Regions from separate parts of the Mus musculus genome. Here region 1 is linked to region 2. A link is a contact called in ENCODE Hi-C or POLR2A ChIA-PET data. All regions are on one chromosome and are shown on one strand. The core of a region is the stretch at or near the end of the contact, and the rest is flanking DNA. Distances in the headings are between cores, read along the strand shown. Region 1 holds the start of Btg3 (BTG anti-proliferation factor 3). Region 2 holds the start of Cxadr (coxsackie virus and adenovirus receptor).

What was found. A loop is a pair of places that touch in the nucleus more often than their neighbours do. ChIA-PET counts read pairs that join two places held with the same protein, here RNA polymerase II (POLR2A).
Region 1: POLR2A ChIA-PET joins it to region 2 with 18 read pairs in embryonic stem cell. The contact joins the promoter of Btg3 here to the promoter of Cxadr in region 2. A Hi-C loop is called at or near these places in 2 of 37 maps with a recorded cell type or tissue (T-helper 17 cell and regulatory T cell). POLR2A ChIA-PET finds 5 or more read pairs at or near these places in 3 of 5 experiments (Patski and embryonic stem cell).

The regions. Positions count from the first base shown.
Region 1 is chr16:78,375,555-78,379,071 of GRCm38, reverse strand. It overlaps Btg3 (BTG anti-proliferation factor 3), which reads left to right and starts at 2,262. Exons shown (of 5, transcript NM_009770.3): 1 at 2,262-2,471.
Region 2 is chr16:78,300,221-78,303,920 of GRCm38, reverse strand. Cxadr (coxsackie virus and adenovirus receptor) reads right to left here and starts at 2,250. Exons shown (of 7, transcript NM_001025192.3): 1 at 2,047-2,250. The coding sequence starts at 2,089.

The DNA of each region.
Region 1 (3,517 bases), core at 1,013-3,512, 75 kb before region 2:
GTTTTTTTAGCTATGGTACTGTTGTCTGAACCACAGTGTTATATATAACCATAGATTAATAATGATTAATTATTATCACAGGGATCCTAACTGGGCATGCGAGCCATCTTAATTCACTGAGCCATCACAGTGTGGTGGCAGCACACGCTTTTAATCCCAGCATTGAGAAGCAGAGGCAGGCAGATCTCAATGAGTTTCGAAGCCAGACTGATCTACAGAGTGAATTCCAGCACAGCCAGGGCTACACAGAGAAACCCTATCTCAAAAAAAGCAAACAAAGAAAAAAATTACATAGAACATTAGTCATGAGATTTTGAAATTTCCTGGCAGTTAAAAATGTTTGTAACTACCTATTTTGTGAAACTGTAGAGTTAAGAGCTGTTAGCAGTAAAACAACGTCAATGTGATTATTTGTTTTAAACGAAAGCACATCTCCGGGAATAGTCCCACGGATGTATATGACAGCACCCCCTTTAAATTGAGAAATAGCTTTAGTTTCACAATAGTAGAAGTGCTTCTCACAAAATAGAGGCATAGCACACTAGTTTTATAATGGTTTGAGGGTTTTATACTTCTGGTAAAAAATTATTATTTTTGAGGCTCACAAGGCTATAATCACCAACATAGTCTAAATAAAGCTTTAACAATTAGTTCTTGGAATGAATTTATGAAATTCCTAGGCAAATGGATGGACCTGGAGGGCATCATCCTGAGTGAGGTAACCCAATCACAAAAGAACTCACATGATATGTACTCACTGATAAGTGGATATTAGCCCAGAAACTTAGAATACCCAAGATACAAGATACAATTTGCAAAACACATGAAACTCAAGAAGAACGAAGACGAAAGTGTGGACACTTTGCTCTTTCTTAGAATTGGGACCAAAACACCCATGGAAGGAGTTACAGAGACAAAGTTTGGAGCTGAGACGAAAGGATGGACCATCTAGAGACTGCCATACCCGGGGATCCATCCCATAATCAGCCTCCAAACGCAGACACCATTGCATACACTAGGAAGATGTTGCTGAAAGGACCCTGATATAGCTGTCTCTTGCGAGGCTATGCCCCGGCCTAGCAAACACAGAAGTGGAGGCTCACAGTCAGCTATTGGATGGATCACAGGGCTCCCAATGGAGGAGCTAGAGAAAGTACCCAAGGAGCTAAAGGGATCTGCAACCCTATAGGTGGAACAATATGAACTAACCAGGAGCCCCCCACCCCCCACCCCTCAGCTGGTCTCTAGCTGCATATGTAGCAGAAGATGACCTAGTCGGCCATCACTGGAAAGAGAAAGAGTCTTGCAAACTTTATATGCCTCTGTACAGGGGAACACCAGGGCCAAGAAGTGGGAGTGGGGGGAGGGAGGGTTTGGGGGACTTATGGGGTAGCATTGGAAATGTAAATGAAGAAAATAAGTAATGAAAAAAAAAACAATGGTAATCTGCATTTTTAAATTCTCTTTTAATGAGTGTCTTGTGTTTTTCCGGCCTGTCTGACTTATCAGCTGCTTTCACAACACTAACACCTAGCTGCCAGTTCAGCCTAAGGGACGGAAAGATGGGCCTTTCTTCGGAAAGTTTATCTTCCCTCTTCTTATGTGTTTAGTCAAGGCTTAAAAGCTACCCCTCCCCCCCAAGTCCTTGAGTTAGAAGTATCTGAGAAATACAAAGCCTGGCCACTCCACTCATCCATTGGGCCATCAGTGCTGGCAGAGACACCCCGTACTCAACAGGAGGCTGCCACGGTCACATGGAGGCACGAGCTCTGCCAGCCAAGTGTCCAGGTAAGAGTTTTACCCAAGCCATCTCACGTACAGGGAGGCAGCTAGTGACCTCACGACCGGAGGGACTTGGCAAGCCCTCAGTGCCAAGCTCCCCTCCGCAGCCGCTTCGTGCAGAGGTGGGTAGGAGGGGGAGAGCCCATCAAAGCAGAATCCGGATTGAACTTGCCCTCAGGCAGCAGAGAGGCGGGCGGATCCAAGGGAGAGAGCCCCGCGTGGGGAGGAGTGGCCGAAGAGCCAAGAGGAAGCGTCCTGCCCACCCCACTGAGGGAGGCAAGGCCCTCGGGGCTCGCGCAGGAGGCACTGCGACCTCGTGCCAGCACGGCCGTCGGAGCCCAGGCTCTGCGCGCGGCCGGAGGCAGGAGCCGGCCACGCGCACCGGTGGAGGGGGGCGGGCCCGAGGGAAGCCCCGCCCCCAGGGCGCGCGGATTGGTTCTTCGCGGCGCCGGGCCTCTCCTAGTCATCGCCCCTCCCTTCTTCCGGGCCTCGAGCCCCCCGTGGGCCGCGTCGGGACTGCGTTCGCCCTGTCGGCCGCGCGCTCCGCCGCCCGCCAGTCTGGTCGGCGCGCGCTCAGCGGCGGCGGCGGCGGCCCGACGACGCAGCAGCGGCGCTCGCGCTCGGCTCCCCGGCCACGGGACGCGGTCGCACCCGGCGAGGGTGCAGCCCCCGGAGCGGCGGCGGCGGCGGTGAGGAGAGCCCGCCGGGGGTCGGAGTCGGGGACGCGGTGGCAGTGAGGAGGGCAGGCCTGGCATAAGGGGACGCGGCGGGGACCCCCGGGCATCGCGGCGGAGGGAGGTTGGGACGCGCCCGCCGCCACGTCGAAAGCGGAGCGGCCGAGGGATGCGCGGCGCGGAGGGGAGCGGCGGCGGGTCCTCGGTGGGGTTGGGACGCCTCCTCCGGCGCGTGCCACGTCGCCTGCCGCCCCCGGGGAGGCGACAGCGGGCGGGCAGGGGCAAGCCGGTTTGTTTGCACAGGTTAGACGCGGCGCGCAGGCCGTCCACTCGGAGCGCGTGGGGGGCTCTCTCCACCCGCGCCGGGCTGGGAGGGGAGCCCGATCCGGCTGCATCTGGATCCCGCTGGCCAAAGCCGCCCGGGGCGGTCAGGGCCTCTCGGCGCGACCACGCTTGCCGTCCCCTCCACCTCGGCAGCGTCCACCTGGAGAAGTTGTGGTTTCTAGAAACTGCGAGTGGCTTTTTCGTTACTGGGGAGGGGTTGGGGGGGGTGGGGGGTGGGGAGACTGCAAAGTTAGAAACTCCTAGAAGGCCGAGCTCGTGGAACAAAGTAGAACTTGAGGAGCAGCCGCCGCGGTGACGACGTCCTGGGGTGACGTCACCAAGCGGTGTTTAAAATGGGAGCTTTGGGGGACAGTGTGGGTGGCACTAGGCGCCTAAGGTCTAATCCCCCACCCCCGGTCCCCGGTGGTATTCACACCCCCCACACACCCTCCCCCGAGGTTTAGACCTTTCTCTGTGCCTTTGGTACTTCTGGAACACTGATAAGAGGGGGTTAATTCTTAAGCTATTCCATTCCTTCAAACAGAAAAATAAATAAGTCCGTATGACTCATCTTCTGTTACAAACCAAAAAGCAACCGCTAAGTGGTTCTTTCCTTCCTTAATTTTATTTTATTTATTTATTTTTTTTAATATGAAGTTGAGGAAACAAAAAGCAAATCCCCCAAACTGTTAGGTAGCACGTACTGGCCCAGTTGGTGAATGAGAGGGGTCTAGGAA
Region 2 (3,700 bases), core at 1,001-3,500:
GACCAAGTGTTCAAGGTCATGTTCAAGGTCATGCTCCAACATAAGCTGGAGGTCAGACATACTGGCAAAGCGGGGGCAGGGGCACATGCTTAGTGACTGTTTAACCAAAGGCTTAATTTTACTACTGTATCTTATAGCCTCCACTGCTATTCCCAATCCTATGACTTTGAACTACAGAGGCAATAACTATACCTCCAGAGTCCCATCCGCATCCAGGACATCCTATCAAACTCTTTAGAACTTGCAAAGACAGTCTACAGCAGTGCAGTGTTTAATGAGTAAACCTTATTTTGCAAATAGAAGAGTCAGTGGGTATGAGCACGAAATTTCTCACCACTACACTAAGAGTCAGATCTACAAAAATTATCAAAGTCATACATCAATAAGTTTCTGAGGTCTTTGGAACTTGGGTTTAGCATTTATTTTATTTGTTGGTTGATTGGTTGGTTGGGGGCTGGGGGTCAGTGTCAGCTGAGAAATTTGAGTTCTGAGGCAGAAAAACGGGAGTTGAAAAGAGTTGTCCTGTTTAGACAAAAAAACATCTGTCCTTCGAGAGTGTGCTCACATACATTATATGAATGAAGAGCTAGGTATATTAAAATAGCCTTAATGGAAAGAGTGACCACCAGAGAGGTATTTCAGAAGAGGAAGAGGGGGAAAAAGCATTACTTCATAAGAAAGAAAAAAGAGGAAGATAGTTCCCTGCATCCTCTTCATTCCTCCAATTTCTGCTTTGGATGTATTCAACTTCGGTTTGTTTTACCAAACAAAGGTGGGATTCACCGAGCAGACTGGTTCAACGACCCTTCCTGTTTTTCACAAGATTTAATTTCGAAATTTCAGCCAAGCCTAAAAGATCTGTATCCAAAAAAAAAGGTGGAGGTGGAGGCGGTGTGGTAGCCTCAGCTCCACAGATTAGACTTGTTAATAGAATGTTGATCCCATGAGTAATGTCCACAGCTGTGGCATCCAACAATGGAATTAACATTTCAGCAGGAAGCAGAGAGAGCCATCCCAGTAGAGCTGAGGCAGATCCAACAACCTTCCCAACTCCCGCAATCCTAAGCAATCCTCTTCGGAGGCTACGGTGTGTGTGCGCGTGCGTGCTTCCCAGAGTTGAACGTGTAAATCTTTTACATGACTCACTTGGCTCGAAAATTCCTCCAATTGCTTAGTATTAGGAAATGAGACCGACTTGTTAAAAACACACTTAGAAAAAGATTAATTTCTAAGTGCTAGAATGCGTATGCGTCCTGGGGTCCAGGCATTTTTTTTTTAATGCCTTATTTCCTGAAAGAGACGCTCTGCAGCTGAAAGATGTACTGGGCGATTTCTACCACCACACGCCTCACCACCTGAACGTCAATCATCATACAAAAAAAAAAAAAAAAAATCAACTTATTACAAACCCGGGCTAACTCCTCCCCAACAGCGATTTCAGACCTTCGGCTCCTAATACCTCGTCTCGGAGCTGCTGGGTCGAGCTAGCCTGTTCTTTGAGACTAAAAACCAGCAGCTTCGGTGCTTCTTTCCTAAAGGTAGCCAGGGCGACTGACACCGAACGGCTCAGTCTTCTCTCAAATAATGGCGTTGGTAATTCAGCCTCCCCGGCTTGGACTACCCGATACCTAAAAACTCGCAGCCCGGAGCTTGGAAATCGGGGAAGGCTGGCGGCACACAACACCCAGGCAGACGCGGGAAACAGACAAGGGCAGATAAAGCCAAATGGTCCCCAGGGTAAGCTGCCCTGGAGGCGCGCCCCACACGCCCCTGGGCGAGCCTCCGCCACCGCCACCGGACGATCGGGTCCCCGCTCCGCTGCCTCCCAGACGCCTCACGCCCCCTGCGCCGCTCCCGGGGACCGATGCATTCTCCGGGCTGGCGCGCGTGGTCCGGGGCAGATCACCCTGTGCATGGGTGCCCATCCGCCACTACCACGGCAGCGCCCCCCAAATTGAGCCGCCCCCTCCCCCCACGCCCCATTGTTCCCGGGAGGCCGCGAGCTGGGAGCGCAAGCGACTGGGACGGAGAGGTGCCGCAACTCACCCGCGATCCCGCACAAGAGCACGAAGCACAGTAGGCGCGCCATGGTAGCTGCCGGCCGGGTCGTGGCTTGCAGGTAAACGATCTCGGCTGGGAGCCCTGGTTTTCCCAGAGCCTGGTACACTCCCGACTGGCTCCCGGCGGTGGCAGCAGCGAAGGCACCTCTGCGCCCCGCCCCAGCTCGGCAGGTGAACGCGTCACTTCCGGCAGCACCCGGGAGCCCCTAAGCAAGAGCCCACAGTGTTGGCGCCCTGGGGTTGCCATGGAAACTGGGATCAGCCCGCGTCCCACCCCCCCTCCCCACCCCCACTCCCCTCTAAGGAACCTTCCAGTCCCAGCGGTCTTGCGCGCTGTACACCTGCTTGCGCTAGCAGCCACCTCCAGCTCTCCCGACTCCTGGTTAAATCGCTTTGTGAGCTGGGAAGCAGCGAGCCAGTCTCACTGCTGAAACAGTCACGCCCTCCTCCCCAGAGCCCAGCTCCAGGCCGGAATTGCTCCCTCTCCCTAAACCTTGAGCTAGGTTTCTTTCGACACACCACTAGCCAGCAGTCACCGCATCCTGTGGTCAGGGGTGGGGACCTCCTGGCACCCGTGTTTCCAAGGGCGATCAGAGAGCCCCGCCAATATCTTGCCTTCTTTTTGAATGGCTAGGTTCCTATTGAAGGCTCAGGAGAGGCTTTTCTTCCGCCCCTGTATACACTAGACCTATAAATTGAGGCGGCAGGTTTAACAAATACTTGGGGCTTTTCTCCTCCTTGCGATTATGAGTCGTTCCAGCCCTGAAGTTAGCCCACAGGGACAAAAGAACTTTAAAAGTGGGACCGGTTGGGGATGGCTAAGTGAACGGGAGTGGCTCTTGGAAATTAGGAATTTGAAAAGCCAGTGCAATCCCGCCCTGCAGCTCTCCCAAGCTGTTATCCTCAGACTTGCCTTTGCTAACTATTCTTGGTTGCTCTTCCCAGATTTTTTTTTTAACTGTTAGAAATGTTGAAATTCACAAGAGCCCCATATTAGGAGGTAGAAAACAGAAGAAACCAGCGTAATGGCCAAGAGTTAGGGGTCTTGGTGGGCAAGTTATTTAGAAGTGAAAGTGAAATCGTGCATTAAAAAAAAAAATGCTTGGTAGGTCCAGAGATGGCTCAACAGTTAAGAGCAATGGCTGCTCATCCACAGGTCCCGAGTTCAACTCCCAGCAACCACATAGTGGCTGGCTCACAACCATCTGTAATGGGATCAAGTACCCTCTTCTGGTATATCTGAAGACAGCGACAGTGTATTCAAATATATAAAAATAAATAAATCTTTTTTAAAAAATGCTTGCCCCCCCCCCCACAGAGCACATAGTGCTCAGCAAGTAGGGACTAATAAAGGAATATTGGGAATGCCTTGTTGCTTGTTGAACCAGAGAAAAGAGAGAAGGCAGGTGTAGGGGGTGATAGGGATGTCCCCACAGGCTCATATATTTAAATGCTTAATCACTATTTGGAAGGATTAGAAGGATTGGGTACTGCAGCCTTTTGGAGTAGGTGTGGCCTTGTTGGAGGAGGTGAATCCCTGGGGGCAGGCTTAGAGGTTTCAAAACACCCATAAGATCCTGGCTCTCTCTTGCCTCTTCCCACCTCCTCTCCTTTCCGATCAAGATGAGGCTCTCAGCTTC